2 separate regions of the Mus musculus genome follow, and region 1 is linked to region 2. The links are chromatin loops, found by intact Hi-C in ENCODE. Cell type or tissue: heart. All regions are shown on one strand. Each heading gives the region's core, and the rest is flanking DNA. Links, peaks and the distances in the headings are about the cores only. Region 1 overlaps Gm31839 (a long non-coding RNA gene). Region 2 overlaps Sh2d4b (SH2 domain containing 4B).

What was found. Hi-C counts contacts between places; a loop is a spot of excess contacts. Peaks named below come from ENCODE experiments on the same cell type or tissue, not always from the same donor. Only the 100,000 strongest peaks of a DNase experiment are listed, where the experiment ranks them.
Region 1: a loop joins it to region 2, with 1.9 times the contacts of the local background. A loop is called at or near these places in 4 of 42 quality-filtered maps.

The regions. Positions count from the first base shown.
Region 1 is chr14:40,977,874-40,980,794 of GRCm38, reverse strand. It overlaps Gm31839 (a long non-coding RNA gene), which reads right to left. Exons shown (of 3, transcript XR_874532.1): 3 at 1-1,256. Among named protein-coding and RNA genes, the nearest start is that of Gm31839, 5.0 kb to the right of the region's middle. In heart, for the core only: a CTCF peak has its summit at 1,627 (motif pointing left); a DNase peak (open chromatin) is centred at 1,614; H3K27ac peaks cover 597 bases.
Region 2 is chr14:40,823,410-40,826,330 of GRCm38, reverse strand. The region is part of intron 6 of Sh2d4b (SH2 domain containing 4B); the gene reads left to right. Among named protein-coding and RNA genes, the nearest start is that of Sh2d4b, 68 kb to the left of the region's middle. In heart, for the core only: no CTCF peak of the experiment used is centred there; no DNase peak of the experiment used is centred there.

The DNA.
Region 1 (2,921 bases), core at 219-2,718, 150 kb before region 2:
CCCCTCAAGACCCAACTTGGAAATTGTATATTTCACTTTTGCTCTCAGCCTACTGGTCAAAACTCAAGGGCAAAGTTAACTGCAAGAATAGCAAGAAAATCTATCCTTCCTTCTTTCCTCTTCTCGTCTCTTCCTTCTTTTGTCCTATTTCTGTTAATCTCTTTCTGGTACCAGTGTGTCTAAGCTTCACACCCAAGCCCAGAAATGTAGCCTTTCTCATAAATGGCTTTGGCCTTGTATACTTCAGTGGTTATAACTTATCTCTTCTCCCCCTTCTTCCTCCCCAAAGAATGAATTTCAAGTGAAACCAACTGTGTATGCCCTGATATATGCACAGAAAAAAAAATACATGAAAACCTGGTAATAGCATTTGTCTCCAGGACAAGGCTGTAGTAGTTGGGGACATGGGTGGGAGAAGAATGTTTCACTTAATATGCTTTTGTACATTTATAACTTTTTCCATATGGATGTATTAACTAGCCACACATTTTGAACAAAGCAAATACTAGCAAATTATGTGCTTAGTAAACCTGCTGCCTGGTTCACTGATGAGGAATTTGCTTGTTTTCCTTCAGCCCCCTCAAAGAGGGTTATAGATAGATGTGGTGTGAAACACAGGCCACATGAACTGGAAAATCCATATGGTTTGAGGAGCCTGAAAAACCCTGTGGGCAGCATGAGCAGAGGGCTGGAAAAGAACACAAATCCAGATAAGGGCCTGGGAGAGCCAGGCTTCCTGAGCTGGCAGATCCAGCTGGCCCTGGCCACTCTTCCAGACCATGCTTAGCTTTAACTCATTAGAGAGACAGGAGGCTGGTTCTGCTTCCAGGTGCCTGCCACACATGCAGCTCGAGCAGAATAGAGGTGGGGAATGCTGCAGTTCTTCAGGCAGGGCAGGGGCACTGAGAGAGGGTGTGGAAACTGAGGCACAGACAGCTCCTAAGGCAAAGGGCACCACTTGCCCTTTGAGCTGGGAGTCTTTTAAGTCTCTGCCAGGCAGAGGCCAGACTCTCCTTATCTGACTTTTGTTCCTTTTCCAGCTTTTGTGGATCAAGGGAACCTTGAGGCAAACTTCTGGGGTGTATGGGTGGGGCCTAGGAGGCCCTTGTGCAAGAGGACATCTGATACCCTGCCCCACTGGGTTGTGGAGAGATCATAGAAATGATGCTCTTCTCCTCAGTCAGTCTTCCAGCATCCTCAAAGGGTGTCCATGGGGTTCTGTGCACACCGAGTGACTCGCTACCTCCACATTTTGTCTAACCTCCAATGAGAGAAAAAAGAAACAGTTCACAGCCCTCTAGATATCCACAAATTACTTCTACAATTAATAAATCAGGATTTTATACTTTTAACTCAATAGATATCCCCAACCTCTTAAACATGAAATGCAATCATCTGCCCGGTAATGACTTAGAGTCTTATAAATGTCCCAAGCACCTTTAAATGTTGAAAATAACAGCATAATCATTGCAAGATTGTATCAACGGACTCACCAAATCTGCTTACAGTGCTGGTATGCACAGTGCTGAATAGGCTTTGTTATGCCTTGCCATTAGCAATCCTAGGAGCAGGAGAGACAGGCCGGATAGATATACCCATGTGTTGTCCATCACTGCCCTCTACTGGGTACAGCTAAGCCCCACCCACTTAGACTGTCCATGTTCTTCAGTGTCAGGGCTGCTTCTCTACATTTGTAGCCTTTTACTGGAACTATTTTACAAGACCCCAGGTAAATTGCCGCATAAAAAACCAAAATTGGTAGCTGGCTCAATGGTTTACTAGGCAAAAGTGTTTTCCATACAACCCTGATGACTTGAGTTTGATCCCAAGAACCCATATAAAAAGCCGGATACAATAATGAACATCTTAACCCAGCACTGGTATAGCAAGATGGGAGATGGGAATCTGGAGACCCTTCAGAGCTCATGGGTCAGCTAGTCTGGAGGATGAAGTATGGTAGGAACAAGAAAGACACGGGCCTGTGGGGGCGGGGAGGGGGTGAGTTAAAAATCAGCTCCTCTAGAAAAACAAAAAACAAACAAACAAAAGATCAGCTCCTAACATTGTCCTCTCACCACCACACCAGCACCCAAGGGTGCATGTAAACACTATTACTACATTCTGAAGAGCAACTAGAGCACTGATGGGATGGTATGCTGGTTTGTTTTTATGTAAAGTTCTAAATCTTGGCTGTAGGACAGTGAACATCTTTGATGCTTTTCAAAGCTGATCCACATTGTTACTTTATAGTCATCAATGCTGAGGGCCATTTGAGCAGTTGCTGAAAATACTGTCCTAGACACAAGCCAAAACCCATCTAATGATTCCTTTTATGAAATTCAAGCCACTAAACTCAAACAACAGTTCTTAAAGTCAATCACTGAATGTCCTGTCACAGGGTAACTCTATTCAATCTTCTTATTTATGTATATGTATATATTTTAGGATGCTTCTCCAGTAGTAGGTTTCCATATTGAAATGTACTTAATATTAATTAACTGTCTCTGAATGCCCTCCTCTACCCTGACGCCCACCTTGACTCCATTAAACCTTTCCTGTTCCATGATTCACATTTTCCCTGTTATATCACTGCATGCTGTCTCGTGTCCCCTGAAAGACACCCTATGACCCCTTACTAGCTTCCTGATCTCTGAGATTATTCCAAATGAAACACACATATTAAAAAATTCAAGGTCTGCATTCATATCACAAACATGTAATATTTTGTCTTTCTGCATCCAAGTTCCCTCACTCAGGATGACTCTTTCCAGCCCCATCCGTTTAGCTGCAAATTTGATAATTTCATTTCTCTTTTCTCTTCTATAAGTTTAGAATTCTTTGAGAATTTCATACAAGGTATTTTGATTATATCCATCCCCAACTTTCCCCTTTAATTCCCCAGTTTCCTCTACTCTCCCAAT
Region 2 (2,921 bases), core at 323-2,822:
CATTTTATAACTGTGTAGTATATGCATATCAGCCATCTATATCCCCATGCACATGTTGTCTTAGATGACTTACACTGCTGAATAAGATATATGTGCTATATACACGGGTGTTATATGATATGGCTTAGAAAATCATGAGAAGACAAAAGTCTATGTGTATTTGGTACAGAGTAGATTCTCCTGATGTTGTCTTTTGTTGTTGCAGAACCTGCAGGTATATAGAGGGCAAACTGTGCATACATGTGGGTGACATATGCATGTGTCACCTACAGGGGAGAACTTCTGGTCACTACTTTCCTCTCACGGTAATGTGATTTGACCTTCTTGCTTCTCTGTGACTAAGTTTTTATGTAAAATTAATTCTTCTGACCTTTTCCAGGGGAAGTATTTCCAACTCCACAGAACTTTCTCTTCTGAATGTATGCAGTGTTTGCAGACATAGAGGCTGGCTTCCTGAGATGGCTGGAGTCCTAGTCAGTGTTCTATTGCTGCTAAGAGACACCATGACTACAGCAACTCTAATAAAGGAAATTATTTAACTGGGGCTGACTTAGAGTTCAGACTTTTAGTCCATTGCTGTCATGGTGGACATCAAGCTGGAGAATAACTGAGAGATCCATGGGTGGCAGGAACAGAGAAACACTGGATTCAGCTTAAGCATTTGAGACCTCAAAGCCCACCCCTAGAGACACACTTCCTCCAACAAGACCACACCTATTCCAACAAGGCCGCACGTCCTAGTAGTTCTACTCTCTGCTGACCTAGAATATGTCTGTATCGTGCTGAGTTTTGATTCCGTTCTTAGTGAAGGTGGCCATGGGTAGTCTCACTTTAGCTTCTTGTAGTCATGGTTAGCCCTCCAGTTTCGTTGAGTCAGCCTCTTGCTTTCTAATCCTTAGAGAGCATCCTTAAGGAGCATCCTTAGATCCATCTGTCTGTTTCTGTCGTCCTCTGTAGGCTTTTATGCCATGAAGGTCTTGTGTTAGTGTCTTGTTCCCATCATTGTTTGTAACTGCAAGTTGTCATAGTCTATTTGGATGGCTATAACAGCTATCTGAGTCTGGGTAATCTATAAGGAGTATACATTTATTTACTTACCATACTGAGAGCTAGAAAGTACAAGGTCAAGTAGAGATGCCCACTGAGGGCACTGAGGTCAAGAAGAAAAGGTTGAGTGGGCACAGCAACAATCTTGAGGAGCTCTGTGTGCTGTGCAAGTGCAGACCCCTCTCTTCCACCAGGTGGGATCCTGATTCCAAATGCTTTATCTATCTTTTCTTCCACTTGTTGCTTATCTGTTAATTTCTCAGCACTTCGTTAGTTCTGTGACATAAAAGGAGTCTCAGTGTGTTTACTCTTCAGTTAATCTTGCCTTTCATACTTTGTTGAATTCTTTTCCTCATTCATTTTCTGCTTCCATTATCTTTTGATTTCTGCTCTTGCCCTGTCCTGGTTAGTTCTTTGCCTTGAACGTGACACAAGCTGAAGCTATTTGGGAGGAAGACTCTCAGTTGAGGAAATGATTCCATTGGTTTGCCTGTAAGCAGATATGTAAAACAAGGCCCAGTTCTCTGCAGGCATTGCTCCTCACATTTAGGTGGTTCTTGGTGATCTAAGAAGGAAGGCTGGGCAAATCACAGGGACCAAGCCTTTGCTCAGATTCTGCCTCTAATTCCTGCCTTGAGCTCCTTCCTATCCTGACTTCCCTCAGTGATGTACCACAACTGTAATCCAATGAAACCTTCCTTCTCAAATTGTTTTTGTTTATCAGAAAAATAGAAACCAAAATAGGATACCTCCTCCCTTAATATATTTCAACCCCCTCTGCAGGAATGGCTCATTTCTAGTTCTGGATTCTGTAGGTACTCCAAATTAAACACACATGTATAAAGATTTGATGCTAGAATACATACTTGAGTGGGAAAAACACGTTTGTCTTTCTGAGTCTGGGTTACTCCACTTATTTCCCAACCATCCATCTTGCTGCAAATTCCATCATTTCATTTTCTTTTACAGCTGAATAAAATTCCATTGTGTATAGGTACTGAATGTTCATTATCTATTATAATTGATCTTAAAAAACTCTTGTCTGTTCTCATTGTGCTGTGATATTAGTTTTGTTTGTTTGTTTGTTTTTATACTGACCTACAACATGTACTCACGATTCCTTCTGGATTCTCACATTCTCTGCCAGGGAATAGTTTCTTTCTTTTTTTTTCTGAAATATATCCTTTATTAATTAACTTCCTCAAATTACTTTTCTGAGGATGACTTTATTGTACCCATCTCCTTGAAAGATTGTCTTATTAAATGTAGTTGTTTTGCTCTTAGCACACTGACTATATTAATCTAATTTCCTATGGCTTCTGTTACTGCAACTGAGAAGTTACCCTGTTTGATCTTTATTAGAAATCTGCCTGTACTCCCTGGTTGGCAAAGGGAATATTAAGTATCTCTGTACAACGTTAACACATGCCTTTGATGATTCTCAACCACTCGGTTTTAAGACCTCCCTCTATTTGCCCTCCCTTCTCTTCTTGCTTCCTTTTCAGGATTAGAATATACAGTTGTCAGAGTTTCTGTTTTGTCCTCCATGTCTCTGAACCTTTGTCCACTTCCTTAACATTACATTTATATGAGTGGCCCATGAATAGACTTTGTTACTCTTTCAACGCATGTTTTCCTGTTAACACCTTGCAAATGTTCCCCCTTGCTGTTTACATACAATCTACCAAGCTATCAAGTCACACTTCTTCTTCAGTGCCTCAATGCAGTCTACCCTAATTTCTCTTTTATTGTGTTTTCTAGCATTTCTGTCCTTTATGAGTTAACACAGTGTAGAGAGCAAAGAACCCTTGGAGGACTGAGGAGGTCTGAAGACCCAAGTCCAAGTCTGGACTTTACCCTCACCATTTCCATGC